Regions from separate parts of the Homo sapiens genome. Here region 1 is linked to region 2. Evidence: chromatin loops called from intact Hi-C (ENCODE). Cell type or tissue: PC-9. All regions are shown on one strand. Each heading gives the region's core, and the rest is flanking DNA. Links, peaks and the distances in the headings are about the cores only. Region 1 has its middle 110 kb from the start of OGFRL1. Region 2 holds the start of MIR30C2 (microRNA 30c-2).

What was found. A loop is a pair of places that touch in the nucleus more often than their neighbours do. Peaks named below come from ENCODE experiments on the same cell type or tissue, not always from the same donor. Only the 100,000 strongest peaks of a DNase experiment are listed, where the experiment ranks them.
Region 1: it touches region 2 in a loop (3-fold over the local background); 3 of 110 quality-filtered maps call a loop at or near these places.

Annotation. Positions count from the first base shown.
Region 1 is chr6:71,172,547-71,189,557 of GRCh38, reverse strand. It overlaps the pseudogene RNU6-411P. Among named protein-coding and RNA genes, the nearest start is that of OGFRL1, 110 kb to the left of the region's middle. RefSeq lists a silencer at 7,758-8,052. In PC-9, for the core only: no CTCF peak of the experiment used is centred there; a DNase peak (open chromatin) is centred at 7,847; H3K27ac peaks cover 465 bases.
Region 2 is chr6:71,367,041-71,384,051 of GRCh38, reverse strand. It overlaps MIR30C2 (microRNA 30c-2), which reads left to right and starts at 7,021; the gene lies at 7,021-7,092. RefSeq lists an enhancer at 15,506-16,705. In PC-9, for the core only: no CTCF peak of the experiment used is centred there; no DNase peak of the experiment used is centred there.

The DNA of each region.
Region 1 (17,011 bases), core at 4,071-12,070, 190 kb after region 2:
TAAATTCATAAATTAGATTTTCCTTTCTCAAACTGTCCTTGGTTTGGTATAAAGATTATGCTGAAGTCTTATGATGATTTGTCAAATGTCCTCTCTTTTTCTATCCTCTGGAATAGTTTGTATAAGATTGGAATTATTCATTCTTAGAATATTTGCTGGAATATTTTGGTAAAACACTTTGTGTCTGTACATTTTGAGTATGATGATTTTTAACAAGTGAATCAATAAATTTGAGGAGAGTAAGAATATTAATATTTTCTGTTTCTTCTTGAGTCCATTTTTGTAAATTGCATTTTTCCAGGAATCTGTCCAATTCAGTTTTGCTGCTGTTTTGTTTTGCTGCTGTTTTGTTTTGTTTTGTTTTATCAAATGTATTCTTTTCAAATAATCAACTTTTGGCTTTGCTGGGCCTCTTTATTGCATGTTGGTATTCTATTTCATTAAATTCATATTCTTTATTATTTTTATCTTTCTACATTTTCTGGGTTTTTTTTTTCTTAACTTTCGAATATAGATGATTAATTTAATTTTCCTGTCTTTTCTTCTTATCTAATGCAAGTGTTTAAAGTTAAAACCTTTTCTCTGAGTACTGCCTTACCTGCCTCCAACAAGTTATAATAAAATAATTGTATTTTCTTTTAATTCTAAATATTTTCTGATTTATGATGTTTTTGACTCATAAACTACTTAGAACAGTTTCTTTCTTTTATTTTTTTAAAGAAAGTCTTGCTCTGTTACCTAGGTTGGGGTGCAGTGGCACAATCATGGCTCATTGTAGCCTTGAACTGCTGGGTTAAAGCAATCCTCCAGCCTCAATCTCCTAAGTAGCTGGGTGGGACCACAGGTGCATACCACCATGCCTGGCTAATTATTTTATTTTTTCAGAAATGGGATCTTGCTTTGTTGCCCTAGCTGATCTCAAACTCCTGGGCTCAAGTGATCCTCCTTCTTTGGCCTCCCATAATGCTGGGATTATAGGTGTGAGCCACTGTGCCCAGCCTAGAACAGTTTCTTAATTTTCAAACATACTGACTTTTTTTTCTAGTTATCTCTTTGCTATTGAATTCTAGAATGATTGTAATTTGGTCACAGAATGTAATTCCTATGGTGCCAAACCTTTGGAATTTGTTGAGACTTGCCTCATGGTCCAGTATGAATCAATTTGTATAAATGTTCCATGGGCCCTTGAAAAAAGTGAAATGTGTATTCTGCAGCTTACGTCCATTAAATTCAGCTTGTTAATTCTGGTGCTGAAATGGCCTAATCTGCATTGAGTCTTTTGTCTGCATTAAAATACTCTGAAAGAATACATAGGAGACTAGTACATTGCTTTGAGACAGGGAACCATGTGGCCATGGAGGAATGCAGAGCTCTCTCCATTCCAGATAGCATTGCATCTCCCCAGGCCTGGACCTTGCTATTAGAGGAACTGCAAAGGAGACCCCCAGACCACCTCCTGATCCTGGAAAGACTCCCAATCCCTGACACATGACACTCCCAGCTCACTACAACAGTCTGACAAAGACAGTAATCTTATGAAGGGGACTAAAATTGAAACCGACAGTATGTTTTCCCCTAAGAGAATGTCAGGAGTACACCACCCTTCCTCACACCCTTACTTATCTCAGTCAGTATGAACAGCTCAAGGTGTTGGGTCACATGCATTATTTTTTTACCTTTTTCATAAAATTCTGTACATCCGCTCATCTGACCTAATCCCACACACTGACCCATCCTAAAAACTTTCACTGCAATCTTGGGAACTGAGCCATGTATCAGCAAAATCGCCTGTATCTTCAACCTCTCCTCAAAATGCTCCTCCAACCTCTTACTTTGACTGAAACCTGCCACCTTGCTTTGTATTTAAGTGTCACAAAGTTGCTATTTGTTTTCTCACACCCCTACAGGGTCTGGAGCAGAGTGGATGTCCTCATTATTGCTTCTAGACCAGCGCTCTGGAAGTGTGGTCTACAGACCAGCAACAACCACGTCACCTGGGAGCTTGGAAATAGAGAATCTCAAGTCCCACCTGCAACCTACCGAATCAGAATATGCATTTTAACGAGACCCCCCAGTGCTTTGCATCAACACCATAATCTATTTTCAAGCAGAACACTCAAAGTAAGGAACAATCTGAAGCCCACAAAGCTACACCAGACATTGCTTCTGGTTTCTTCTATGACTGCCGCTTGTCTGTTTCTCCCACTTCCTTCCTTAGCTCCACACAGACTCTTGATGTTCCTCAAACACTCCAGCATGTTCCTGCTTCAGGAGCTTTTTATTTATAGCCTCCTCTGTCTGAGACACTTTCCCATCAGTTAACCTCACAGCCCACTCCCATACTCCATTCAGGCCTCTGCAGAACCCACTTTTCAGACAGCCCTCCTTGATTGACCTACATAAATACAGTAGCTGCCTACCTGCCCACAATTATTGCCTACTTTCTTTTTCTTCTAATAGCTTTAATATGTATATATTATTCATCTGTTTCTTTAATTCATTTTATCAATCTCTTCCTTTCTCTGTTTCTCTATCATCACACACACAACAATAAAAGGCCCACATCAGGAGAAATGTCCTCTATTTTTTTTGACTGCTGTTATCTCCAGCATGGAGAACATGTTTCCAGCATGGAAAACAATACCTGCATATTGTAAGTGCTCAATAAACTATTTCCTTACAAAGTAACAGATGAATGAGAAGCAAAGATGAAAAAAAATGCTGTCACTGTATAACCATATATACCTTCCAAATTTGAACCATGGGAACATTATTATCTGCTCAAGAAAAGATTACTTAAATGTTTATTGTTGCCGTCAGCAAAGATTTTAGTTATTTATTTTTTAATTTGTACTATTTTTATTGTTGTATTCCTATTGTTTTACTAATAACACTTTTTAAACTTTTAGCTTCATGGGTACATGTATAGTTTATTATATATGTACATTGCATGTCATGGGGGTTTGGTATACAGATTATTTCATCACCCAGGTAATAAGCACAGTACTCCTCCATAGGTAGTTTTTCACTCCTCATCCTCCTCCCAACCCCTACCCTCAAGTAGGCCTTTGTGTCTGTTGTTCCCTTCTTTGTGTCCACATATACTCAGTGTTTAGCTCCTACTTATAAGTAAGAACATGCTATTTGGTTTTCTGTTCCTGTGTTTGTTCATCCATGTTGCTGCAAAGGACCTGATCTCATTCTCATTCTCATGATCTCATTCTTTTTTACGGTTGTGTAGTAATCCATGCTATATATGTACCATATTTTCTTTATCCACTCTACTGTTGATGGGCATTTAGCTTGACTCAATGTCTTTGCTATTATGAATAGTGCTGCAGGGAACATTCACTTGCGTGTGTCTTCACGGCAGAATGATCTATATTCCTTTGGGCATATAGCCAGTAATAGGACTGCTGGGTCCAATGGTAATTCTAGTTTGAGTTCTTTGAGAAATCACCAAACTGCTTCTCACAGTGGCTGAACTAATTTACACTCCCACCAGCAGTATATGTGCATTCCCTTTTCTCCACAACCTTGCCAGCATCTGTTATTTTATGACTTTTCATTAATAGCCATTATGACTGATGTGAGCTTGTATCTCACTTTGATTTGCATTTCGCTAATGATCAGTGATGTTGAGCATTTTTTCATATGCTTGTTGACTGCATATATGTCTGCTTTTGAAAGGTCTGTTCATATCCTTTGCCCACTTTTTAATGGGGTTGTTTGTTTTTTGCCTGTGAATTTCTTTAAGTTCCTTACAGATGCTGAGTATTAGACATTTGTCAGATACATAGTTTGCAAATATTTTCTCACATTCTGTGTGTTGCCTGTTTACTTTGCTGATGGTTTCTTTTTGCTGTGCGGAAGCTCTTTAGTTTACTTAGGTACCATTTGTCAATTTTTTTGTTTTGTTGCAATTGTTTTTGGTGCCTTTGTCTTGAAATATTTTCTAGGTCTTAAGTCCAGAATGGTATTTCCTAGATTATCTTCCAGGGTTTTAATAGTTTTGGGCTTTACATTTAAGTCTTTAATCCATCTTGGGTTGACTTGTATATAGTGTAAGGAAGAGGTCCAGCTTCAATCTTCTGCATATGGCTAGCCAATTATCCCAGCACCATTTATTGAAAAGGGAATCCTTCCCCTATTGCTTGTTTTTGTTTACTTTGTTGAGATCAGAGGGTTGTAGTTGTGTGGCATTAATCCTGGGCTCTCTGTTCTGTTCCGTTGGTCTGTGTATCTGTTTTTATATCACTACCATGCTGTTTTGGTTACTGTAGTCTTGTATTGTCGTTTGAAGTCAGGTAATGTGATGCCTCAAGCTTTGTTCTTTTTGCTTAAGATTGCACTGGTTATTCAGGCTCTTTTTTCATTCAATATGAATTTTAAAATAGTTTTTTTTATAGTTCTGTGGAGAAGGTCATTGGTAGTTTGGTAGGATTAGCATTGAATCTGTAATTGCTTTGGGCTGTATGGGAATTTTAACATATCGATTCTTTCTCTCCAAGAGCATGGATTGTTTTCCATTTGTTTGTGTCATCTCTGATTTCTCGCAATTCTCATTGTAGAAATCTTTCACCTCCCTGGTTAGCTGTATTCCTAAGTATTTTATTCTTTTTGTGGCTATTGTAAATGAGATTATGTTCTTGATCTGGCTCTCAGTTTGGATGTTGTTGGTGTATAGGAATGCTACTGATTTTTGTACATTAATTTTGTATACCGAAATTTTGCTGAAGTTGTTTATCAAATTAAGGAGCTTTTGGGCTGAGACTATGGGGTTTTCTAGGTATAGAATCATATCATCTGCAAACAGGGATAGTCTGACCTTCTGTTTTCCTATTTGGTTGCATTTTGTTTCCTTCTCTTGCCTGATTCTTCTGGCTAGGACTTCCAGTACTATGTTGAATAGGAGTGGACAGAAAAGGCATCTTTATCTTGTTCCAGTTTTCAAGGTGTATGTTTCCAGCTTTTGCTCATTTAGTATAATATTGGCTGTGGGGTTGTCATAGGTGGTTCTTATTTTTGAAGTATGTTCCTTCAATGTCTAATTTGTTGAGGGTTTTTAACATGAAGCGGTGTTTAATTTTATGAAGTCTTTCAACATCAACTGAGATGATCACGTGGTTTTTGTTTTTTGTTCTGTTTATATGATGAATCACATTTATTGATTTGTATATGTTGGACCAAACTTGCATCCCAGGGATAAAACCTAATTGATTGTGGTGGATTAGCTGTTTCATGTGCTGCCAGATTCAATTTGCTACTACTTTGTAGAGGATATTTGCATCTATGTTCATCAAGATTATTGGCCTGAAGTTTTCTTTGTTGTGTCTCTGCCAGGTTTTGATATCAGGATGATGCTGCTCTCATAAAAGGAGTTAGGGAGGAGTCCCTCCTCCTCAATTTTTTGGAATAGTTTCATTAGTAATGGTACCAGCTCTCCTTTATACATCTGGTAGAATTGGGCTGTGAATCTTTATGGTCCTGGGCTTTTTCTGGTTGGTGGGCTTTTTCTGGTTGGTAGGCTTTTTATTACTGACTCAATTTCAGAACTCATTATTGGTCTGTTCAAGGATCCCATTTCTTTCTGATTCAATCTTGGGAGGTTGTATGTTTCAGGAAATTGTCCATTTCTTCTAGGTTTTCTAATTTGTGTGCATGGAGGTGTTCATTGTAGTTTCTGAGGGTTTCTTTTTTTTGTATTTCTGTGGGGTCAGTGGTAACATCCTCATTGTCATTTCTGATTGTGTTTATTTGAATTTTCTCTCTTTTTTTCTTTACTAGTCTAACTAGAACTCTTATTTATTCTTCCAAAGAACAAATTCCTAGATTTGTTAATCATCTTTTGTATGGTTTTTCACATCTCAGTTTCCTTCAGTTCAGCTCTGATTTTGGTTATTTCTTTTCTTCTGCTAACTTTGGGGTTGGTTCCTCTAGGTGTGATATTAGGTTGTTAATGTAAGATCTTTCTAACTTTTTGATGTGGACATTTAGCACTATAAATTTCCCTCTTAACACTGCTTTAGCTGTGTCCCAGAGATTCTGGTATGTTGTATCTTTGTGCTCATCAGCTTCAAATAATTTCTCAATTTCTGCCTTAATTTCTTTGTTTACCCAAAAGTCATTCAGGAGCAGGTTGTTTAATTTCCATGTAATTGTATGGTTTTGAGTGATTTTCTTAGTATTTATTTCTATTTTTATTGTGCCATGATCCAAGAATTGTTTGGTATGAATTCGGTTTTTTGAATTTGCTGAGAATTATTTTATGACCAATTGTGGTCAATTTTAGAGTATATGCCATGTGCAGACAGAAAGAATGTATATTCTGTTGGTTTGTGGTAGAGAGCTCTGTAGAGGTCTATTAGGTCCATTTGATCAAGTGTCGAGTTCAGGTCCTGAATATCCTTGTTAGTTTTCTTTACTGATGATGTGTCTAATACTGTCAGTGAGATGTTGAAGTCTCCCACTATTATTGTGTGGTTATCTATGTCTCCTCATGGGTCTTTAAGAACTTCCTTTATGAATCTGGGTGCTCCTGTGTTGGGTTCATATATTTTTAGGATAGTTAGTTTTTCTTGTTGAATTGAACCCTTTGCCATTTTGTAATGCCCTTCTTTGTCTTTTTTTATCCTTTGTTGGTTAAAGTATGTTTTGTCTGAAATTAGAATAGCAACCCTTGCTTTTTTCTGTTTTTCCTTTCTTTGGTAGATTTTTCTGCATCCCTTTACTTTGAGCCTGTGGATGTCACTGGATGCGAGATGGGTCTCTTGAAGACAGCATCCATTGGGTTTTGCTTCTTTATCTAACTTGTCTCTCTGTGCCTTTTAATTAGGAAAAAAAAAATGGAATGCTTCATGAGTTTGGCTGTCATTCTTGTGCAGGGGCCATACTAATCTTTTCTGTATTGTTCCAATTTTAGTATATGTGCTGCCAAAGCGAGCACTACTGAAATGGTTTTTAAAGTTGCCCTAACATCCACTGCTTCCCTCTATTCATTCACAAAGGAAGATGTGCTCCTTCTCTGGTTGAAAGACTACTCATCAAAATAGAATCTTTATTCCACTTTCTTCTGATTTCACATAAAATTGGCTCCAGCAATATTCCCTCACTCTACTTTATTTCCACTTAAACCTTTAAATGTAGTCAGCCTTTGAATGTAGTCAGGATTTTCCTTCAGAGAAAACAAGCAACCTGCCTAAAACAGACTATCCATTCATGCTTATCCAAGTCTCTTCTAAGTGTTGATTACACTTGCTGCCATTCACTTCTCAATGTGTTGCATTTTGCCCTTTGTTCCCACTAACCCACTTAACTTAAACTAACCCACTATTATCTCCGATTATTAGATACAATTTCTGTTTTTAATCTCACTGGATGGTGCTGTCCTGTTGTCCCCCTAGATTTTTATCTTTCCTTCTCATCCTTTTTCACTGACTCTTAAATGTTATGGTTCTCCAGGGTTTGCTTCAGACCCTTTCTTTCAATGTGACCTTCTTGAGTGGTCACATTCATTTTACAGTTTGTGTCTACATGTTGATAACTTGTAGAGTTAACTAATCTCTAACTCTGTCTCAGACTCGCCCACAGGTGTCTTTCTTATAAACAGCTAAAAACATGGAATAAAACAGATGAAGACATGGATATTACTATATCTGGGGAGGATACAAGGTCCTCCCTGGGATGGGCAATGTGGACCCTGCTTGTCTCTCTGGCCACATCTCCTTCTAACTCCAGCAACTCCCAAACATGTGATATTGTTCCTAGTCCTGTGCCTTTGCTCATGCTAACCATTATGCTTGTAACACCCTCACCCACCCCACTGCATTCCTTTCTTGGAATGACTAAGCATTCCTATCTCTCCAGGCTGGGCTAGGTGCCTTCCCGCATTCCCCATCCTCTGTAGCAACATCTCTCAAAGCATTGACTAATACTGTATTAAAACCATCTCTTTGTGAATTAGCTCTTGCCCTTTATCTGTGAGGTTCCTCAGGGCAGATGTTGGGTCTTATCGATCTTATTCTCAGTACCAAGCACAGGGTCTGTCATATTAAAAAGTGCTCAACAAACAGCTGTTTAACTGAACTGGTAATTACATTGACTATATTAGGCTCTAAGAAAAACTAAGGAAACAAGAGATGGTTTCCCCCTATTCTTTTGCAGGAATAAAACCACACAATAAAAGCCCTACCAGACAATTTTCACATGTGAATCCATCTGTTCTGTGAGTATACTCTGGAGGTGTTTGCTTCAGATCAAATCAGGCTATAAAAAGAGAACTGAATCTTGATCAGGGGTTGCCAGAGTATGGCCTTCTTTAGAGCTAAATGACAGCTCTAGTTATAGATTTTGTTTCTAAGGATGACATTGGTGCTGCAGTACATTGCAACAGGAATGCATCAGTGTGAGAGCACTTATGATGGTTTCCTTTCCCCCTCAGCATAAAAATAGCTTGTCCCTCTAGGAAAGATAGCCTGACTTTATTAATGAAAGTGAAATTCTTCCTAAGGCCCTAACAGTATATTTAAAATGAATAGAAAGCACCACCAATGACAGATAAGATGAATTTTGCCCAAATTGTCCTGGAGCCCTTTCCTATGTATTTTGGAGAATATGAAATAAATACATGGGTTACCATATCTTCTGAAAAGATATTGAAGACACATTTCTTTACTCTGACTTTCCTATATGTATTTCATTCTATACTTACACAACTTAAAGTTACTGTTCTGAGAAGTGGTTTCCAGTTTTCCCAATGAGAAGTAAAAATGAGTTCTTAAACCAGAAATAAAACTTTCATAAAGTCACTTTAAGGGTTTATATTGTATCCCCCAGCAACTTGTGATTAATAGATTGCATGTTTAACATTAATATCCATGTTTAAAGAGATCTCTGGTTACCTAACACAATTTCTTTATTCCTTTTAGCAACATAGTTCAATTTTTAAAATACAAGTGTTATTAAAAACATCTCAAATCTTTCCTTGCCTTGCTTTTTTCTAGACAATTGTATAAACTTGAAAGCACCAAGTAGCTATTACATCTTCCATTTTTACTTCTTGGACTTAGACTGTTTTACTTCCTATGAAGCAAATGCCTTTGATATATATACACTTTGATAATAACTGGTAACATTATCTGACCTTAAAGGTTATTGGTAGAGATGAACATATTATAATGTTTTCTTATTTCTAAAAAAAAAAAAATACATCCCGACTTCATAGCTTATAATTTTGCCCATATCAGATATGAAGGTAAGAAAAGCTACACAACCTATAATTTCTGTTTTTGATAATAGAGGATTATAAAACCTGTTCAGAATTTATCCTCATTCTGTAAGAATGTGCCCTATTCCAACAGACATTTCAGAACATCAATTACTATGCATGCAGTAATTTTGAGATATTATTTATAATTCCTTAAAATGAAACTAAGATCTTTCTACTCTAACCAGTTTTAAATAAGGATCCGTCAGTGAATCCAGGACTAGTACTACATGAAATTGTCAGAAAAAAAAATGTGTCTATTTTTTCAGGGAGAGAGGATCAGTGGTTTACATCAGATTCTCATTGTTCTCATTGTGATTAACAAAAGGCTAAATTCCACTGAAATAAGTAAAGCCTGCTCGTAGATATTCTTCCTTCTATCCTTTCTTTCATTTCTTCCAGTATCTTCTAGATTCAAAATTCACTGGAAAGTACATTGAACTAGAAGTCACAAAACCCAGGAGCTACTTCCAATTCTATTATTTACTAACCATGTGGCTTTGGGCAAATAGCATTTCTCTAAGCGTTAGTTCTCTTATCCTAAAATATAGATAATAATGCCCTACAGTTCCCCACCAAATGGGGAGGGCATAGCCTGAGTTATCAGAAACCAACAGCCGATTCCCCTTTCCTGAATGGAGATAAACATAACAATAAATCAACATAATAATTAGAATGTAAAAGAAGAAATCACTTTCATGGTTAAGACATTTTAAAATTTCACTCATCAGTTATGTAATGAAAAAGATGTCAAATCAGGAAAGGAAAAAATGTGATTTATTTAGTCAGTGGGGAGGACAGACACCCTGGTTGCCAACCATGCCGGTTCAGAGTGACAGCCCTGGAAGGCTGCTCTCGGATAAAGTCATTCCTGTCAGCATTCTCACTGACATTCTTTATAAGATACATTTTGCTACCATTACATTAAATTTAACTTATGTTATAAATGATGGGAAAGTTTTTGTCTTAAAAATAGTCACTCCATCTGTATTCTGAAATTATTCTATTTCACCGCCATTGTTTATTGTGCTGTCTCAACCAAGCACTGTAGTCCATTCCATATGGGACACATCAGAGTAGCAATCTTTTTGATGGTTCAAACCTCAAATAAAATAATGTATGCATAAAGATCCCTAAAGTATTTAGTTTAAGTGTTCTTGCACACAATTCAACAATTTCTGAGTGATGCTTTTTCTCCCATTTTCTTCCTTCTCTTTCTCTCTCTCACTCATCCTCTCAATAACAGACAACAACAAAAAATCAATATAATAATAACTAGATGTTAGTCTATTTTGTGTTGCTGTAAAGGAATACCTGAGATTGGATAATTTATGAAGAAAAGAAGTTTATTTGGCTCATGGTTATGCAGGCTGTGCAAGCATGGCACCAGCATCTGCTGGGCTTCGGATGAGGCTTCAGGAAGCGTTTACTCATGGAAGAAGGCAAAAGGGGAACAAATGTGTCCCATGGTGAGAGAGGAGGAGGTGCCAGGCTCTTTAAACAACCAGCTCTCACATGAACAAATAGAGTGAGAACTCTCATTCATTACCATGGGGAAGGCACCAACCCGTTCATGAGGGATCCGCCCGCATGACCAAAACAACTCCCATTAGGCTCCTGCCCCAACACTGGGGACCACGTTTCAACGTGACATTGGGAAGGGAACAAATTTCCAAACTATATCACTAGCATATAGTAGAACTTACTATCTGCCAACCATTCCACTCAATGCTAATAAACATATTTATGACATTAATGGATTCATGATCAATGTATTATTTCATTTAATGTTCTTTACAACCCTATGAGGTAGGTACTATTAATAATCCATTTTAAAGCCAAGGAAACTGAAGCACAGAGAGGCTAAGTCATTCTTGACATAAATGCTAAGTGATGGAGCTAAAATTAAAACTCTAGATATTAGGCTTCTGAGTCTCAAGCATCAAACACAATGTAATGAATGTGAAATAAGGGTAGGACACTAGCATTCTTTCAGCTGTCAACAAGTATTTCTTGAGTGTGTAGAAAGTGGTAGATCCTGTCCTATGGTGCTGGAACTATGAAGGTAAGTAAGATGTAATCCCAGCTCTCAAGAAGTTTACAGTCTATTTCTGTGCTGTCCAATATGGTAGCCCCAAACCACCATGTAGTTACTTTAATTTAAATTTAAGGAATTTTAATAAATAATTTAAATTAAATATTTATAATTTACACTTAAGATATAAATTATGATAAACTAAACTAAAACAATTTAATTGAATATAATTAAAATTAAATAAAACTTAAAATTTAGTTTTTGGTCATACTAGCCATATTTTGGATGCTTAATAGCCACATGTGACTAGCGGCTGCCGTACTAGACAGCACAGATTAGAACATTTTCATCATTGCAGCATGTTCTATAGGAAGTGCGGGTGTGCTTGTGTAGGGGTGGGGGGATCAAGTAAACAGGGAACTTTTCAGTAGCTTGTATCAGCGCTATGCAGAGTGACAGGGTGCCTTAGGAGCACAGAAAAGGGGACACCTGACTCAAGCCACAGGACTTAGAAATAGAAATGCTTTTCAGTGCAGGTGAATAGATCTAAGCCAAGATCCAGAAGGTTAAGTGAGAATTAGGCAGACAAAGTGAGGGAATGGATATTTTAGGCAGAGGTGAGATGTTTCTTAGCTATTTTTTAGCATGACTCTTCCAGATCAAATATTTGGTACTTAAGTACTATTCTCAAAGAATCTGAAATATTAAGGCAAAAATACCTGAGAGCCCAGGATGGAAATGGGTCATGGGATGGGGAAAGGAAATGCCCATCCTCATCCTGATGTTTTATACTCTGCCCTACAGCAATGCTGAGCTGCCAGCAAACAGGCGCAGTCTCCTCCAGCTTTTATCAGGCAGCCGCATTAATCAGAGACTTTCAACTATCATTCCATACCACAGCAATGTGAAATGCTCCAGGCTGTCACCTAGTCCTTTCAGGGTAGTTTCTCTTTATTTTATTTTAGTCCCATTTCTTAAAATGTAGGGACTGTCAGAGTGCAGTGACAATTATGAGAATTTCAAAGGTGACTTTGCCTATCAAGCCGATTTCCTAACAGCCTGATGGAGTGGATCATATCACTCATTATTTTCATGAGGAAGAATGCTGTAGTGTGGCGATTTACAGAAAAGGTTATTGAATATTGAGGTAATAATATTGTAACTTTTCCTCCACATTTCAAGGGCATAAGTTGGAAACTGTCATTAATATGGTGAAATCATAGATATTAACAAGGATTTAATAAGTTATACACACACACAAAAATCCATTCTCAAAGGAATACATTCAGAAGAATACTATTCATTAATTCATTGGCAAAGGATTATATGAATTCAAAAAGGAATTAAAACTGAATGACTTATGAGACTAAGTAGGAAGATATACAAATTTTCACTTTTAGGCCATCAATTTTCATTTTTCTGAGTTGAATAAGACTAAGGGGATTTTTGACTGAAAATAAACTTGGACATACAGGTTTGTCTTAACCTAAATTGGCCCCATGTTTTCTTTAATCTTTATTTACCTAGAAAGGCCCATGACTCTTTTTTCAAATTAGATTCTGTTTTTTTTCTCCTTACATAAAAAGACAACAGGAGAGGGAAGGCAGGGATAATTTCTGGGATCAAATATTTAAATTTTGTTGTCTCCTGAAATGTTTTTATTTCATAAATAGCCTCAGTGTGTGCCTCTGTAGTTATTGTTTCAGCCTACTGTTCTATAAACTAGAAGTAACCTCAACCATAAAACTCAGTATATTTATTATTATTTAATATTTTAATGCATTATTTAGCAAACGCATTCCATTTGTTAAACTTTTGTAGTACACAGAGCAGTATCCTATTTATCACCCTGGATCCACACAAGAGCCCTTTAATGTAGGCAAAACAATTAGCATTGCTGCCATTTTAGCAAAGAGAAAGTCTTGCTAGACTGAGAGAAAGTCTCAGCTAGGCTAAAATCGTGGCCCAAGATCATGGAACTGGTCCTCAAACACAGTCTCAAGATTCAGTGCTCTTTTCACTTTGAGCCAATAAATCTGGGGAAATAGAACAGCAACTAAACTAATAACTGTCATTCAAGGTCAGTCTGTTCATCTTAATTAACACAGGCTGGGAAGGCACAATCATTGATGGGTTCCTCTCCTTGAAGTTACATTATTGGCCTAGCTGGTTGTGATAGTGATTGGAAAAACAGAAACTAGCTCTAACGAGAAATATGTAACCTGGGTACAAATGAGTGGTGGCTCTGGAAACTCCAGCAAAGGCACGTACTCTGCAGTGGAAGCATGAGAAGGGAATGCTGGGGTGGGAAGGAGCACTGTAAGCCTGGAAAAGCAGCAGCACACATTTCTGATACTATTCCAAGGCTCTCATCCTTCTACTACAAGAGGAGGCATTGGTGATTCTATTGATTAAGAGAAGAGCACAGTGGAGCTGGAAAATGCCATAGAAATAATTTCTTTCAACCTCTTAATAAAGAAAGAAATGGATTTAAACAGGTTCTTCACCACCCCAGTGTCCCACAGCTTGACAAAGCCAGGACTAGAACCAATATCCTCGAACTGCAAGTGCAATGCTTTTTAACAGAGACTTTAATTCAGCATTAACCAAACTGTTCCATACAGCTTGAATATCCTGTGAGATGTGAACAGATACTTCTATAAATAAAGAAAACAAATAAATAAGGAAGGTTAGGCTTCCACATGCAAATAAGTTTGGGAAATGCAGTTAATCACTATTTTAAAACTTTATTTACTGTAAAAATTCTCAGAACCTTTACATGATAATAGGCACTATGTATTTTTAAGGGCAGCAGATATATTATGTATGATTTCCCCAATTTCTTTTTTACCATGGAACATTTCTTTGAGGAAAATCCTACTACTATCTATATCACAGCATATTACATTTCCACAGAGTATAGTTTGGGAAAAGCAGGTCTAATGTTATGAAATGTTCTCAATGGACTTTCCAGAGTTCTTCTGAGTGAGTTTTCATGTTTTTTTTTGTTTTAATGTTTGAAAATAGGGAATAAAAAGAAATAGTCTCAGCTTCTGGCAGCACAACTCTCTTTCTACAAAGAACTAGAAAATAATTTTATTAAATGTCTAGGCTCAAAGAAAGTAAGAACAGTCTTCAAGGGAGTCCTCCACTTCTAAAAAATACCATGAGCTAAAACCTGAGCACTGGGCCATATGTACATGCGAGTGCATGCGCACAAATACATGCACACACATGCGCGCGCACACACACACACTCCTAGGAGAAAGGAAGGCAGGGATGCCCTAAAGAAAGAGGCTGATATCGGCACAACACTCAAGAGAATAAGCCTTGACACAGAGGCAATAAGGACAAGCTGAACCTGAGGCTGAATTAAATTGAATTAAATTACAGACCCAGTGAAGATGCTAAATGGTAGCACATTCTGGCATCTAGCAGAAGCAAAAGTAAATTTCCGAAAAAGAAAAATATCCTCAACATAAGTCTTAGAATCACCGCAGGTTTGGATAGACCAGTTGTGGGCTCAAATCAGAATCACTGAACATAAGGAAACAAATAAGCATGAATGAAAGGCAGCAAGGAAAAAAAAAAGATTTCGGTCGCCAAGAATTTCATATACAACAATTATAAGAAAAATATTATAAAATAATTATGTAAGCAACATTTTTTTAGAAAACATAAAAGAATGGACTTCCACTTCCAGGAAGACAAAGTAGGACATACTTTTCCTTACTATTTTCACTAAGTACAACTAAAACCCCAAGCCATTATACAACAAACATAAGAAGCCTATAAAAGGTAGAGAAAAGGAAGCAAACCAGCTAAAAATCACGGGACCCAAGAAACAATAAGCCCCATGTGTTTTTTTTTTTTTGCTTCATATATTCCAGGCTTTGAGCTAACGAATCCAACAACCCAGAAACACCAGTGGGTACAGATAAGAAAAAAGTTCCAACAAAAGTCTGCTTTCTGTAGCCAATAGTCCAGCAAAGGAGCAGCCTATCAAGACAGAAAACTTCTAGATGATAACTACTCTATCCCTGTCAAACACCACAGGAAAACAGTGTGGCCCCATACCCAACCACACCAACAAAGGACAAGTAGGGCCTAGACTTCTACCTTCCAGTGTTGTTATGAGGCCCCCAAATACTCCCTCCAGAGTGATGTTAGAGAAGACTAAGTAGGGAAACAGGCTTTTATCCCCATTAGTCAATAACAATTTCCTTACCCATGGTGCTAGTGGAAACCACATATCATCCTAGACTTCTGTCCACACCCAGTAGTAGCAAGATACCATTCTGAATCCCCACTGATAGGGTGTCAGAATAGGCCTAGTGGAGAATTTTTTCACCATCACAGTGGTGATGGGGCCACAGCCACTATGGTGTTAGCGGAGATCACGTGGGAAGCCAGAACTACCACTCACTCCTAGCAGTAATGAGAAGCTTCACTATTGGTGTCAAAGGAAACTGAGTGGGAAACCTGAACTTTTATTTCCACATGTTATTAACATAGAAACATCCCTCCCTTTCCCTACTGGAGTGGTATTAGAAGGGGAAAATCACATCTTACTTATATGGGAGAAACAAGTAGAATGACAGCAGATTTCTTATGAGAAATCACAGAAGCCAGAGGAAAAAGTAGCAGAATGTTTTTTCAACTGCTGAAAGGAAGTGTCAACTGAGAATCCTAACTAGCAAAAATATGCTTCAGTAATGGAGAGAAAATCAAGACATTCTCAAATGAAGGAAATGAAGAAAAACTAAGAAAATCTGTCACCAGCAGACCTACCCCATATGAAAAGCTAATTAAAATTCACTGTGGCTGGGCATGGTGGCTCATGCCTGTAATCCCAGCACTTTGGGAGGCCGAGGTGGGTGGATCACCTGAGGTCAGGAGTTCGAGACCAGCCTGGCCAACATGGCAAAACCCCGTCTCTACTAAAAATACAAAAATTAGCCAGGTGTGGTAGCATGTGCCTGTAGTCCCAGCTACTTGGGAGGCTGAAGTAGGAGAATCTCTTGAACCTGGGAGGCAGAGGTTGCAGGGAGCCAAGACCGCACCACTGCACTCCAGCCTGGGTGACAGAGCGAGACACCATCTCAAAAAAAATTAAAAAAAAAAAATTCACTAAACAGAAAGAAGACAATAAAAGAAGGAAACTTGAAATATCAAACAGGAAGAAAGAACACAGTTGGCAAAAATATGGATAAATACTACTAACTTTCTTTCTCCTAAGTTTTTTTAAAAGTTGTATTTCACAAAAAATAATATTATATGGTGCCATTCTAAATGTATATATAGAAAACATTTAAAACAATTATAAATAGAGTGGGGTAAAAGGACATAAAAGGAGGTGATTTTCTATATTTCACTTGAACTGGTAATTTTATGACACCAGTAGACAGTGACAATTCTGTATATAAAATGTAATACTTAGAGCAACCACTAAAAAGTTATATAAAAAGGTATACTCAAAAGCTCTACAGAAACATCAAAATGGAATTATAACTAATGTTCAAATATCCCATAGGAAGGTGTAAAAAAGAAAGCAGAAAAGTTAAAAGCAGAGAAAACAAATAGAAAACAAAAAATAAGATGACAAACTTAAGTCCTAATATATGAAAAATGATAGGAAATATAAATGGCCTAAATACATAAATTAGAATAGAGATTAGCAAAGCAAATTTAAATCCACCAAAAGACATAAA
Region 2 (17,011 bases), core at 5,218-13,217:
ATTCTTTTTAAATTTGTTACTCTTTTTTTTTTCTAGACCATTTTTTGTAAGGAATCATTTTATCAACTAGGATGACAAGAGGCCTCTCCCATCCTGGTTGCACATCACTTTCTATAACAGAGAGACATGGGCCAGAAGCCCTGATGGAGAAAGCAGCCAATGTCCCTTACATTTCCACCTTTGGCTTGAAAAAAAGATCTGTGCACTAAATACAGGGAAAAAAAAATGAAGTTAGGCTGGAAGAAGAAAGACATTGTTACATGGTAAAATTGGAAAGATTCATACCAACAGTACGGGATAAAGCAGGGGTCCCCAGCCCCTGGGCCACGGAACTGGACTGGTCCAGGGCCTGTTAGGAACTGGACTGCCCAGCAGGAGGTGAGTGGTAGGAAATGAGCATCACAGCCTGAGCTCCGCCTCCTGTCAGATCAGTGGTGGCATTACATTCTCATAGGAGTGCCAACCCTATTGTGAACTGCACATGTGAGGGATCTAGGTTGCCCGCTCCTTAAGAGAATGTAACTAATGCTTGATGATCTGAGGTGGAATAGTTTCATCCTGAAACCATACCCCCACTAAGCCCCCGCATCCATGAAAAAATTGTTTTCCATGAAACTGGTCCCTGCTGCCAAAAAGGCTGGGGACCGGTGGTATAAAGTACGTCTGAGAATGTATACTTACTGAGAATGTACCTTTATACCCTGTAAGATACCATAGTGTTTTATCATTTTATAAAAGCTGAGGCTCAGAGAGGGTTCTAAGAGTACTCAAGGTCACAAAGTTAATCAACTGTCTAGGGAAGCTAGAATTTCAAGTGAACCCTATCTCTAATTTGGCTCAAGAAAGAATTTAAATTTAAATGACCAGATGTAATTTTCAAATTTGTATACATGTTACATGAGTACATTCTCCTTTTAAAATATTGCCAATAAGGTTGAAATCATCTTTGATACCCAAGTTCTAGTCCCATCCCCTCCTCTTTTCTCCAGTGGTGACTCACACTATCGTTTCCAGATATCCCTCCCTGTCACACACGCGTGCACATATACTGTGTTAAATACAGAGATGGGTGGTCGCTTACCTGTGTGTTTGATACATAATAGTATTTGGTCAAAGTAACTTTTATACTGGTAAAACCTCTTCATTGGAACAATAATGCCTCATCAAAATCTGAACTCATACCACTAAGTATTATTATAATAATTTGGTATTCTATAGCAGTAACAGTTATTTCCAAAGACATTCCAATATGCCTGTAGTAAATATTCTAGATTTAATTAAAATATTGGCAGGACTACCGTTTTCCAGATTAAATTAAAAAGCAATTATTAGCATTGCAGATTAAGTTTTTAAATGAATATTTCAATTCAGCGACACTGGCTAGAATATCTTCTGTTTTGTCACAGTGTCACAGATCCCATCACCATCACTGTAAACTAAAATTAGCTAACTTTTAAACATAAGACCCACAATTATTTATTATAGCCCAAAATATCAGAATGTTCTTTAGCTTATAACCTTGCTCATAGAATATACTGGGGAAAGGACTCCAAAAATTGTCTATAAGAAAATCTTGGTTTTTTTTTTTTAAATCACTTTCATTGGAAATCCAACTGTAAACTCATATTGTTAAAAAAGTTCCCATAATGTTAATTTTTTTGGAAATTTGCACACTTAAAAGGAAACTAATATTGATAGGCAGCTGAAAAATATATATATTCACATATATATTTTGAATATATATTCATATATTTTCATATATATGAATGTCATATATTTTCATATATATGAATGTCATATATTTTCATATATATGAATGTCATATATATTTTCATATATATGAATGTCATATATATTTTCATATATATGAATGTCATATATATTTTCATATATATGAATGTCATATATATTTTCATATATATGAATGTCATATATATTTTCATATATATGAATGTCATATATATTTTCATATATATGAATGTCATATATATTTTCATATATATGAATGTCATATATATTTTCATATATATGAATGTCATATATATTTTCATATATATGAATGTCATATATATTTTCATATATATGAATGTCATATATATTTTCATATATATGAATGTCATATATATTTTCATATATATGAATGTCATATATATTTTCATATATATGAATGTCATATATATTTTCATATCTATTTCATATATATATGAAATTCATATCTATTTCATATATATATGAAATTCATATCTATTTCATAAATATATGAAATTCATATCTATTTCATATATATATGAAATTCATATCTATTTCATATATATATGAAATTCATATCTATTTCATAAATATATGAAATTCATATCTATTTCATATATATATGAAATTCATATCTATTTCATATATATATGAAATTCATATCTATTTCATATATATATGAAATTCATATCTATTTTCATATATATTTCATATATATTTTCCATATATATATATATAAATTCATCAGAACAAGGTTGTCTTTTTTTCTTCTGACCACACCAATGTAATGAAACAGTAAGTGTGAAAAAGAAAAAAAAAAATACAGGAATCAAGAGCCCAAAGAATTTTTAAGGAAACCATGATTGAATAGGTTATATCAGACTGACTGGTCTCCTAACTTTGATTCTGCCCACACCATTCAATAGAAAGAGGACATGGAATTCCAGCTATTCCCTCCACTATAGAATTTACTACATTTTAAATTTAAACAGGTTAATTTAAGCTACAGTAATAATTTGAGACAGAATCTCATCAAGCACAGATTCAAAGTACCACACTTTGAGGTCAGAGTGGAGAGAGCTTTTCCCTTGGGATGAACATGAGAAGGTTAATTAAAGAGGAAGTGGACTTTCTCAGAGCAAAGGGTATTTTCATAAAACCATGGAATCTTTGAGTTGGCTAAATCTCCATAAATTTTATGAACATATTGTGTTCTTTTATCTACTGTAAAGTCACATTACTGTTGATTTTCCATATATTTTAACTGTAGTGAGTTATTCTATGCTGTAATTTTCCTTTAGGATCCAGGGTAAATAAAAGCAAACTAGTATAAGAACCTTTATAAGTTACTGTAAGTGAAGGAGGCTTAAAATAGGGTGTGTACTGTTACATTTTCATTATGATTTTCTCATAGTTTTTCCTTGGAAATTTCCATGTATTCCTTAAGGATGTGTTTGTCACATATGGGAGATTTGGATCTTGCTTTCAACTAGGGAATGATAATTTTCCATTAAATATCCATCCCATATACTAGGCAAGGTGAAAGCTGAATGGAAGATGAAATGGCAAATGTTAGACTAGGCAAGGGAAGGGAGCAGGTGGCAAAGTCGCTTGTGGAGATATGCCCAAAGAATATGATGCAAAGAAGCATCCTCACCAGGGAATTTTCCTTCCATCTCTAAAATCCACCAATGTAGGAGACCTGGAGCCTGACTTTAAGAATTAGTAAAGCCTTGGCAGGGTGCAGTGGCTCACACCTGTAATCCCAGCACTTTGGGAGGCCGAGGAGGGTGGATCACAAGGTCAGGAGATCAAGACCATCCTGGCTAACACGGTGAAACCCTGTCTCTACTAAAAATACAAAAAATTAGTCGGGCGTGTTGGCAGGCGTCTGTAGTCCCAGCTACTCGGGAGGCTGAGGCAGGAGAATGGCGTGAACCCGGGAGGCGGAGCTTGCAGTGAGCCGAGATTGCCCCACTGCACTCCAGCCTGGGCGACAGAGCGAGATTCCATCTCGAACAAAAAAAAAAAAGGAGTAAAGCCCATTACTGGGCAGGGCATGAGCTGTAGAACATCCTTGTATACAAGATACATTAAGCTTTAAATCTGGGAACAGTGTTTTTTCTCCAGTGAATCATTCATGGCTGTAAAGCTGCTACATTTTAATTTTAAAAATGTAAGTTTTTAAATTAAAAACTTTACATACTGTAAAGTTGCTACATTTTAATTTAAAAAATGAACATTGGGAGTTGGGAAAAGCCACTGTGTATCCTGAAAGTTGATGTGTAATACTGCAGAATATTTTTAAATCAATGGATAAGGTTTTTTGATACAGAATGTGACAGATTTGATCAAATATAATCTACATTTGAAATAAATGTATTTTCATTCAGAACTAAAAATGACCAAAGGCTAGTTTATTGGAGATTAGTTTTATGTGACTAAAATGCCTATTACATCAGAAGCCCTACTGAAGCAAAAGAGAGTGGCTTTCACGTTACAAAAGGAACTTTTCAGACTTGACTTTAAGAAGTTAAAATCATTTCATGTAGCTAAAATTATTTTAGTGACTATTTAATAAGGTGTGGTTCTTTCCATGTAGAACATTTTAAGCTCTTACATAATTATTCAGTATTGATACCCACATTTTATGACCATTTTCTTTCATTCTTGTCTATTTTTAAACTGTTTACATAGATTTCTTCTCTGCATTTACTGTGTATCCTGGTTTTTCTTCACTTGAAATCCATCATGAAAATAAAATTTTAAAATAAGGCTGCCTTCATAAAAGGTTAACTTTCCAGGAGTTAATGCCATCATTTAAGGAGAGATTGCTTTCTCTTCTTAGCTATGAGTTCCTTAGAAAAGTAAAACAGCCTAACCTTGAATTTTGGGGGAATAAAAACAAAGTTTTAGAAACTGGTAAATATTTTTTATTTAGAGATTTTTAAAACCTGAATAATCATCTTAACATTGTTAACCCATTGTCAGGTGGTAGATGGCATCATTCATTCATTCATTCATTCATTCATCAAACCTTCACTGAGAACCTCCTTTAGTACCAGACAAACCCTGGATACATGTTGTGAATTTCTTCTGATGAAATGAAGTTAAGTTAAACGAAACATGGTGTTTCTTCCCTAGTAGAGAGATGGATAGGTAAACAAATAATTGTAATAAAGTATCAGTTCTGTGATCTAGGCATATGCAATTATGTGACCTAGGCACAGTATAATGGTGGTAAAAGGAAAAATGAACAATTCCTCCTCAGGTTGGGGGAGGGGTGTGGGTGTTAGGGATGACGCTGACCAGAGAGGATTCACAAGAGAGAATACTTGATTTGGGATTTGAAGACTGTATGGGCACTTGCCAGGTAGAAGAGTAAGCAGAAGTGCAGAAACAGAATAAAGAACAGGTTTGTGTGATTTAGTTCTTCAAGTGTTTTCACCCTTTCAGTTGTGACAGAATTCAGTATTCAATGAGCATGGGGTCATAACTTTGCAGCCCAGCCCATTCAAGTTATCATTCTTAGGGCTCTTTCCTTCTCCACTTCTCTTCCTATTCTTTCCCTCCTGCATGAAAGGCCTTATGAAGCCCAAGCCAGGCTTGTGAATTACCCATGACTTCTCCATCTCCACAGTGCCTCTCCCCTCAGCTACTCACTCACTGAATTCTGCTGTTCTTCTTGTCTTTATAATTTCTCATATTCATTTTCTCTGTGTTCTTACTGCCTCTTCCCTAATTAAGGCTCCCATGCTCTCCCTTACACTACTGCAGTGATTCTTTTCCTGTTTTCCTTACCTGCCACCTTAAAGCTAGAGTAAATTCTCTAAAGTACTGACATGGTCATCCCACTTGCCTGCTTACTATCTTTCACTCGTACCCATCGTTTGGAGATAATGCCCAAACCCTTTAACCTGGCACATAAGGACTCCCATCTTTCCCTTGTGTCTCTCCCCTTACCCTTCACCCACATGCATCTTTGACTCCACCTCTGCTGAATTCTTAAAGGCCTCAGCATACATTACCTTTGTCTTTCTTTCTCTATTGGATGACTGTTCTTTCTGGTACACTTTAAGCTACACTATCTTCTTCACTGCCCACCCCTTCCAAATTCCCATTAGCACCATCTTCACCTAGCTAATTTTATTCAGGCTTCAAGACTCAGCCTGGCTATTAGCCAACTCAGAAGTGTCTTTTGACCCATCATAACACTTATAGTAATGGTGTATGTGTCTGTCTTGCAAATTAAGCTGTGTCCTTCTCGAAGGTAGGGATGATACCCTTCATTTCTCATCACCTAGAATTTAAAACATTGCTGATATATGGCAGGCAGTCACAATTGTTTGTTGAATGAATGAATGAATGAATGAAATGAGTAAGATCCTGTAACAGTTTGGAATTATATGCCACCTGGGTTTACAGTGTAGTCTCTTATCAGGTAGGTTTGTTCTGAGATGTATAGTAATGATGACTTTCTTCTTCGCCCAAGTATTTTGTGTACCTTAGACCAGTTTAGCAAATGAAGTCCAAGAACTATTTGAATAAGTCATTCTTAGAAAATAACTTTAGGAAGCAACTGACTCCATTCATGTGTATGCCTCTAATTGTAGGTTCACTTCTGTCCGAATATGAATTTTTAAAATAATTTTAGCATTATATTAGCAATTTGCAATATACCATTTTTATGCATGTAAAGTTGTATTCTAACATATTTACTTTTTGCTCATTTGATTAAATTTATTACTGTGTATCCCATCATTAAGGTAACTAATTTTCAGTAATTAAACTGTTGGTCTTCTGTTTAGCCATTATTCTCAGTTCTGTGCAGGAGTGAGCTGAAACAAAGTTGTATAGCCCAGAGAGTGAGAAGCTGCATTTCATGTCTCCCAACAGTCAGAAAGGGATTATGTACTGTTTAAGGAAGGAGTTTGGCGAATATTTTGAAACCCTTTTGGGAAAGCATAGAATATTGAAAATCCAAAATTAACCAAATCCGTGAGTGTGCAAGCTCAAAGCTAGAGACCTTAGGAATATCTTAGGATGTGCAAAACAGGAAGAAAACAAGAACTGAGCAGGCAGCACTAAGTAAGTGTCATATAGCCTCCCCACCCACCCTTCCAACCCTACTCCTAAAAGAGCCATAATTTAGTCCCAAGTATACTTTTCTGATCTTTTCCTGTGACATATTATGGTATCTTCAAATGGTACTGGGTTTCCTGAGGCTTGTGCTGCTGACTGCCAACCCCATCCTAGAGAGCACTGAGCGACAGATACTGTAAACATCCTACACTCTCAGCTGTGGAAAGTAAGAAAGCTGGGAGAAGGCTGTTTACTCTTTCTGCCTTGGAAGTCAACTAAAGAGAAATGGATTTTGAATATTTCTATGTCTTAGAATTGATCCTATCCCGTGTTTGTTTCTGAGGTCAACTGTAAAAGGAAAAAAGGTGAATTGACTAAGTCATCCAAAGAAATGTAAGATAATCTATAATATCAGTTATATTTGAACTGTTTCACTTAGTTTAAAAAGAAAAAAAAGATTACCAAATACCCAAGTGACAAAAGTTCTGGTTAACTTGTATGAGGCTACATTTTGTGGGTTGCTGCAGTCTGATCTGTAAAAGCAACACATTACCTATACGTTAAGCTAAACATTTCTCCTTTAACCTGAGAGCATTCCACACTGAAGTCTGCTTTTCTTGAAGCAAAAATTCTAGTGTCCTTGGACTTGCTATTTTATCAGGGATCAAAGGCACCTTGGAGCCCCATGCTTTAGGAATTGTAATGGCAAACAATAAGGTCTGCTCTTTAAAGCTAGAATATAGTTACACATTTCAGGAAAAAATAGAATTGTTGTTGGAGGACGGGAGAGGAAGGAAAATGTAGAGGTAAGGGATGGGATGCAAGAAGTTAATTTTAAGAAAAATCTACAGAACGAACTCATAAGTTCAGCCTTAACCAGAAAAACTCTTTCATGTAAATCGTTTAAATCAAAGGTCTATTAAACATCTAATCTAGAATGTAACTTACCTGAAATTTGAGTCCATTGCTGATTTATTTAAAATTATTATGAAATAAGCCTTCTTGTTAAAGAGAATATTTAAATAAGGCATATTTTTATATAACAAGCCCTTAAGAAGTTAAATAATTAACTTAATGCTTCTATTAAAAATTAAACAAATCTGAACAAAATTACTCTAGTCTTGGCATATCAGCATATATCAGTCATTTAAACTAAAAGACACTCTACTACTTTAGAAGTATTAGAGGAGCTTTTAATTTTACCTCCGCACTGACTGTAGAGCCTAATACAATAGGAGTAATTGTTTCATATGAGTTTATAGAAAAAAAGTTTAAATACAATGACTTTAGCATGTGATTTCAGGGAAGTATTTGAACAGGCTGGCCTTGAAGCAGTGGTAGACACTGTTGAAGTGCCAGCTTGATTGAGTCATTTACCTTTTTAGGTTTGCCTACAGGCTTAAGAAAACCCTCTTTGAAACAATGCTCTACAGTCTTCTCAAAGAAATAATTGTTATAGATGTTTGAAATTTTGCTTTCTGCTAGGAGAGGCAGATAATATGGGTAAGGGGAAAAGCAACTCTAAGCAGCAGAGAATGATGCATATGCTTTGCCATAGCATTTTATTATTCTGCCTAAATTAAAAGGGGGGACATTCAAATATTCCAGATCTAAATTTATGGTTAACTTTTAGTCATGAATGTAGGTGTTTCAAAGCTTATTGAAATACATGCTGAAATTCATTCATCATTCAAGAATTATTTATTGAGCATCTACTATGTGAACTTCTAGGCACAGGGGATATAGCAGAGAACAGAAACAAAGTCCTTTTTCTCATGGAACTTACAAGAAAATATATAATGTGTCAAAATATAAACATCTTGTGTATCTATGTAAAATATCTAATTTTATTCAATCTTTTTATTGCCTTGTCCTCCAAAACCAAGTGTATTTAAATATTCCAGAATATTTCTTTCATTGACTATGGAAAACTTTGATATAAAGCTATATAATTTTGGTTTTTGTTTAGTATTATTCTTCTAGATATGTTCTAGTTGTTAACTAGCCTGTTTTGTGACATGAGTAAGTAGGATTATTAAGCATGCTTGAGAAGTTATATATATATATTTATATATTTATATATTTATATATATTTATATATATTTATATATATATTTATATATATTTTTATATATATTTATATATATTTATATATATATTTATATATATTTATATATATTTATATATATATTTATATATATTTACATATATTTATATATTTACATATATTTATATATATTTATATATATTTATATATGTTTATATATATTTATATATGTATTTATATATATAAATATATATATGAGGGGGCTTCAAAATATTCATGGAAACATTGAGTTAAAAGCTACAAATAAAAAATATAAATTTTATTTCTCAGAGTAAGCTCCATCAGGGTCAAGACACTTTTGTAAGCAATGATACCAGACATTTATTCCATCCCTAAAGAACAGGGTCTTGGGAATTTCACCACATCAGTGCCATCTTTTTAACATTATTAACTGAAGAAAAATGAGTGCTCTGACAGATTTTTTTAAGATTAGGAAACAAAAGTCCAAATGAGCCAAATCAGGACAGTAAGGTGGATGCCTAGTGACATTCCACTGAAACTCTGGCAAAATTGCCCTTGTTTGATGAGAAGAATGAGCAGAAGCATTGTCATGGTGGAGAGGGAGTCTGGTATAGCTTTCCTGGACATTTTTCTGCTAAACCTTTGGCTAGCTTTCCCCAAACACTCTCATAATAAGTAGATGTTATCATTCTTTGGCCTTTCAGAAAGTTAACAAGCAAAAAGACTTAAGCATCCCAAAAAACTGTTGCCATGACCTTAGCTCTTGACTGCTTGGCTTTTCTTTGACTGCACCACATCCCCTTCTTGGTAGCCATTACTTTGATTGTGCTTTGTCTTCAGGATCATACCAGTAAAGCTGTGTTTCATCTCCTATCACAATCCTTCAAAGAAAAGCTTTAAGACCTTGATCTCACTTGTGTAAAATTTCCACTGAAAGCTCTGCTCTTGTCTGCAGCTCATCTGAGTGCAATGATTTTGGCACCTATAGAGTGGAAAGTTTGCTCAACTTTAATTTTGCAGTCAGAATTGTGTAAGCTGAACCAGTTGGAATGTCTGTGGCGTTGGCTATGGTTTGTACTGTTAATCATCAGTACTCTTCAATTAGGGCACAAACAAGATTTTTTTTTTCCTTGCAAATTGATGTAGTTTGTCTTCTATAGTGGGCTTCATCTTCAACATCATCTCATCTTTTCTTAAAATAAATTATTCATTTGTAAACTGCCAATTTCTTTGGGGCATTGCCCCCACTAACATTTTGTAAAGCAGCAATGATTTCCTGATTTTCCCACCCAAACTTCCCCATAAATTTGATGTTCTTGCTTTAATTTTAGCAGAATTGACATTGCTCTGATAAGGGCTCTTTTCAAACTGATTTCTTATCCTTTTTTGTGCCTCAAAATAGATCCTGTTCAGACATGTTACAAATTAGTACAAGTTTATTTTGATATAAGAAAAAATTGAAATCCATGTATAGTTTTTCCATAATATGTATTTTCCATGAACTTTTTGAAATTCTTCGTATTTGCTGAGATGATATTGCTAAGGAGTTATATAATATAAAAAGTTACATGTTTGTGTGTTTATATATGTTGCATATGTTATATATATTCAAATTATCATTGTATCTGATACAAGTAAACATATTAATTTGAACCTAACTCTATTCAAGTTTGTAACTCTCTAAATACTGGTAAGGATGATTTATCTTTATGTTATGTTTATATATTGGTTGCTAAGCAAACGCCATAAAGACTTTAAAAGAACAGATTACTTTTAAATGTAAACATCCATTTATATTTGAAAAAAGACATAAGCTTTAATTGACAAGCTTTGTAAGCCTAATTGTGTCATTAAAAACTCAGTAGAAATAAAGGTATCATATGTACTTTATTCATTTATGAATTTATAGTCTCCTTGTCTCTATTTGTTCGAATTAGTAATTCTTTATAATACCTAGTGGTGATATATTTCTATAAACTACTCTGGCTTAGATTTCTATAAATGTAAATATAATTCTGCTCTCTCTCTCTTTTTTTTTTTTTTTTTGAGACAGAGTCACGCTCTTGTCGCCCAGGCTGGAGTGCGATGGCGTGATCTCACCTCACTGCAACCTCCCCCTCCCGGCTTCAAGCAATTCTTCCGCCTCAGCCTCCCAAATAGCTGGGACTACAGGCGCCCGCCACCATGCCCGGCTAATTTTGGTATTTTTAGTAGAGACGGGGTTTCACCATGTTGGCCAGGCTGGTCTCAAACTCCTGACCTCAGATGATCCACCTGCCTTGGCCTCCCAAACTGCTGGGATTACAGCCATGAGCCACTGCTCCCGGCCTGCTGTCATCATTTTAAAATAGCAGAAAGCAGGTTATTAATTACAAAATTGGGTTTTAGGTGTTATTTTGGTTAACTTTATCATTGGAAAACTATATGGTTAATATATAAAAATCAGTTGTATATCTATATATCAGCAACAAACAAATAAAAATGAAAATTTTTAAAAGATACTTCTTATAATAACATTAAAAACTATCAAATGCCCAAGGGGAAATCTAACAGACGATGCATAAGACCTCCGCACTGGAAACTAAATATTATTGAGATAAATTATAGAAGACCTGAATAAATGGAGAGATAAACCATGTTCATAGAGAACAGGACTCAGTATTGTTAAGTGGCTAATTCTCCCCAAGTTGATCTGTAGATTCAGTACAGTCCCAATCAAAATGTAAGCAGGTGTATGTTTGGAAATTAATAAACTGATTCTAAAATTTAGAATTCAAACAGCAAAAGCTAGACAAGATAATCTTGAAAAAAAGATGGAGAAATTATGCTTCCACATATCAAGATCTGTTACAAAGCCATAGTAATGATGAGAGTGTGATATTGGCACAATGGCAGACAGATACACAACAGATAAATGATAAATAGAATAGACACACTATTATGATAAAGATGATACTGAAGTACACTGGAGACAGGATGGTCTATGGATCCTAATACGAAAGGTAAAACAAGGCTTCTAGGAAGTAATATATAGAATATCCTTATGACCTTGGAGTGGGCAAAATTCCCTTAAAAAACTCCCAACACAACACCAACCAGAAAGAGAAAAAACTGGTAATTTGGATTATAATACCAAGAACTTCTGTTCATCAAAAGACAACATTAAGAAAATGAAAAGGCAAAATATACCAGAGGAGGTATTAGCAACACATATAACAAACAACTTATATCCAGTATATATAAAGAATTCCTATAAATTAATTAGAAAACACAAGCAACCCAGTAGAAAAATGAGCAAAGATTTGAACAGATAATTCACCAGAGAGGATATGTAGATGATCAATTAACATAAAAAGTTGCTCAACCTTATTAGTCATCAAATAAGTGCAAATGAAATCACAGCTCAATGGCAAGACACAACTACTAGAATGGGTAAAATTAAAAAGACAAAAAAATCTGGTATTGGCAAGGAGGTGGAGTAACACTGCAGATGAAAGCATAAGTTGGTACAGCCACTTTAGAGAACTTCTTAGTGGTCTCTACTTACGCTGAACAGATCCATATCCTGTGACCCAGTTGCTGTTACCTACCTCACAGAAATTTGCACAGTGTTCTTCAGAAGAAATGAATAAGAATGTTCATAGCAGCACTATTTGTAATAGCCCCAAATCAGGAATTATCCAAATGCCAACAGTAGGATTCGTAAATTGTGAAATATTCGTACAACAGAATACTATCTAGCACTGAGAATGAATGATTTGCAACTTCTGATATAAGTGCATCTCACAAACATAAAGTTGGACAAAATAAACCAGACACTGAAGAGAACATACCGTATGTTTCTATTTACATTAATTTCAAAAACAGGCAAAACTATAGTTATCTATGGTGATACATATCTATGGTGACTCATGCACTTTTCTGATTGTATGTTATACTTTAATTAAAAGTTTCTAAAATTAAAAAAAAAAACGCTGTATTATCTGGTCTTAAATAAGGCAGGTAAAACTCTTATTCCAGCAGTCACTAAGAGAAACTTTATCCCAGATCATCTTTCTCTAAAAACATAGCAACAGCACATATCTTGAGGAACGTTCTCTGAAACTGGCATAAAAGATTACGCTATCCATAAGCAAAGAGACGTTTCAGCAAACATTCTCTTTTCTCCAAAATACTGCAGTGTATACTGTCTTCTAGAACATCACTTCCCTCAAAAGCTACCAGTCCACCTCATTTTCTGGCAAGTAACGAAATTACTGAAAGATGAGGAGAAAAAAGGCTGATGTTAAAGGGCATTCGGCTGTTGCCATGTTGCTGCATTGCCTCACTTACCCACGTTGTAAGAAAGAGGTCAAAACACGGTTAACTGGCTTACCCAGGGTTATATAGGCTCTCGGTAGAGCCGCAGGAGGACTGAAGGAGACACTGCCAGCTTCTGACTCTGATTCTTTAATCTTTTCTATAGTCAGGTAACCCAGGATTGGGACAGAAAAACATAAGCCCTCTACTATCATATTTGTTGAATGTAAGATTTCCTCAGAATCAAGAATATGAATAGATTATGCACTTACTGTTCATATTTTTAATTTCTAGAATGGCTATTATGATTAGTTTTTGCTTTTTCTTTGGACAAAAGAATTTTGTGGTGCTAAAAGTGTCTTTTAAAATTTCCTTTTATTATGGAGAAAAAAAAAAGCTTTGTCCGGACACCGGTGGCTCAAACCCCTAATCCCAGCACTTTGGGAGGCCAAGGCGGGAGGATTTCTTGAGCCCCGGAGTTCAGGACCAGCCTGGGCAACATAGTGAGACCTTGTCTCTACAAAAAATGAGAAATGAGGCAGGTGGATCTCTTGAGCCTGGGAGATCGAGGCTACAATGAGCTGTGATTGTGCCACTGCATTCCCACTTGGGTGACAGTGAGATCTTGCCCCCCCCAAAAAAAAGAAAGAAAGAAAAAGTTTCAACCAGCCTGAACTAAGAAACTTTAAAAATATTCAACCCAAACTCAAAAACCGTGATTCCTTCAGCAAGGCACGTATGCTAACAAAGTCCCCTTGAAGCGTCTCTTCTGGAGACAGTACAGTCCCACAGTAGTGTTTAGAAATGTGTGCAGTGTGCAGGCATTTTTGCTTGTCACAGTAACTGCAGAATGCCACTCCTATGAGGCTTGGAATAGTCTCATTCAACAAGAAATAGTTTTGAACAAAATAACAGTGCCCTCACCAGGATGAACATTCTTAAAGTTATCATTTACTTCTAGGAATATTTGAACTATACATACATTTATGTCTTCAGTTTAACACATCTCTGTAGTATACTAGTTTGCATGTCTGAGATAAATATGATGGTCTGGATGATCTTAACCACAATTAAAGAATAAAAAATTACCTTAAAACTGACTTTTTAAATGCCCTGTGACTTTAAAGTGTCTAGAAACATTCTGTAATTTTGAATTCATCAAAAGCTTTGTCATCAAAAAGCCAAGTATGGCTTTAAAATACTTCTTTTTGGCCCAGGGAGAAAAATACTTTTTATTTTAACCTCCAAGTTTCATCGAGTAGATTAGTTATTTCTGTAGTTTGGTAATGCCCATTATTTGAGAATCTGATAACATCCAGGACTTCACCATATAATTCAGTCACTTGAAAGCCGTGAATTTCTGGCTGTACTAAAAAGCTTTCAACACTAGGGTTAGGTGTTCCTATGAAGACAAATAAAATTCCACATTTTTAAAAACCACCTTTGGCCGGGCGTGGTGGCTAACGCCTGTAAAATCCCAGCACTCTGGGAGGCTAAGGTGGGCAGATCACGAGGTCAGGAGATCGAGACCATCCTGGCTAACATGGTGAAACCCTGTCTCTACTAAAAAAAAAAAAATACAAAAAATTAGCCAGGCATGATGGTGGGCGCCTGTAGTCCCAGCTATTCGGGAGGCTGAGGCAGGAGAATGGGGTGAACCTGGGAGGCGGAGCTTGCAGTGAGTGGAGATCCTGCCATTGCACTCCAGCCTGGGTGACAGAGCAAGACTCCGTCTCAAAAAAATAAAAAAATGAAAATAAATATATAATAAAAACCACCTTTGAATTTAAAAATAGTTTTAATGTTGGAGCTAGCCCAGTTGTATGAGTGTGCTGAAGAAGCCAGTCTCTGCTTGCCTTCCTATAGCTCCAATTAGACATTTTTAATTACAGTGCAATCGCTGCAACTATTCTGGGCCATTTCAACCCATCCCACTCCACGAATACTCAGCTCAGTCTTAGCATTGGACATCAGTAGCAAGCAACTAGATGCTCCCACCTCAGGAAGCTTCTAATTTTGTGGGGACTACCCCTGTTGTGCTTATTGCTAAACTTATACTTCAGTGAACCTTTCAATTCTACATAATATATTCCAACTCATTTTGTGGAATCTGATTTTTTTTTTTTTTTGCTGACTTTCCTTTCACAGGTATTTAGTAAGTCAATGACGGGCAGCAGCAAGCCAGGCTTCTATTATAGTAATAATAATCAGATAACCAATAATCACTGAGGATTCTGTACATTCCAAAGCCATGCCAGGGGTCAAGAGCAAATACTTAGTGTCCTTACTATGTACAGGGCACTATTCTAAACATTTGGCTTATATTAACAGATTTAATCCTCACAGTTCAATATGCATGAACATTATTTTTCAGATGAGGAATCTGAGATGAAAGAGATTAAGAAAACTGCCCAAGGTTATGCTAACGAGCCTTAAAACTGGGATTTCAGCCTAGGCAGTGTGGCACCAGAGGTCTGATCATGACCATGAAGTGATAAACACAAGTATCCTCTAAGTTAGGTATCATCGTCTTAATTTTCCAGGGCAGGAAACTGAAGTTGAAGGATTTAAGAAAATGTGGTAGTAACTGGAGTTGTTTATGAATCTTCCCGTTCTCCTCTGGCACATGAGAAGATTGTGATACAGGATTTTTTGCTCCTTAGTTTAGCTAAATCCAGTTCTTGTCTTACAACCAGGAAAAATTAGGCACACAGAGACATCGAAGACTGAGGAGGATGGAATTTATTAAGTGAAAAGAAAGCTCCCAACAAAGAGAGGGGTCCTTCATGCAGGTTTCCACCTCACAAAAATTGAATGGCAGGCCACCACACGTGAGTTGAAGAGGCCAGGCTCTTTCCCCTCATAATTCATGAATTCCTGGTGGCTCCACCCATTCTCCTAGTGGTTGTGGGGCATGCCCAGACAAGCCCCCTGTGCTGGCTCCCATATCTGCACAAAGCATCTGGTGTAAAGACTTGTGGGTCGGGTTGGAGATGTGGCTGTGTCCTGCCTCTATCAATTGCACTTCTCTACATCTTCTGAGGTTAGGTGTGGCTGTGTGACTTGTTTTCATCAATGAAATGTGAACAGAAGAGCCAGGGAAGTATTAAGAGCTTGTGTGCCCTTCCTTCTGTGTTGGTGAGAGGTTTTTCAAGACGGAGGCTTTGTCACCTTGATCCTTGAGTGACTAGACTGGATAGTGCCCCTCTGCTGACTGCTGTTGGACACATTGGTTAATTGATAAACTTCTGAGATTCAAGGCAGGGTTGGAGGAAGGAGACTATTTGTAACCACACGTAATCTTGTCTAACTTAATTTGCCTAAATATCTTTCACACACTCTTAAGCTTGTTGGTGCCAGGTATTTATCTGGAATCGAGGGCTCTCTGACTTAACAATCCATGGTTTTTTCATTTATTTCCTCTCTTTTGGTATCATATGACCTGCAGGAACCCAAATTTCATTCTTTTGCTTGCCTTTTAATTTTATGATAGTAATGAAAGTGCCTAAAAAATTCAATCTGATGTCTATGGTTAGTCTAAGATTAAGATTAAGAAAATGTAGAGGAAAAATCTGTCATTCTCTGGCCTACATGTTTGGTCTGGAGCTTTAATATGATGATCTGCAGGATTAGGAGAAATTTTCCTGGCTTGCTTAATCCCGAGATTCAAGTTCTAGCAAACAACCGTCAGCAATAATGTTAGCTAAAGAATGCTAATATGTCCTAAATGTTACTCATATTTCTCACTGTGCTTATAGTTTTCATGGTGTGAGCTGCTACAAGAGTTCACCCTTTTTTAGGTTGTCACTCAGA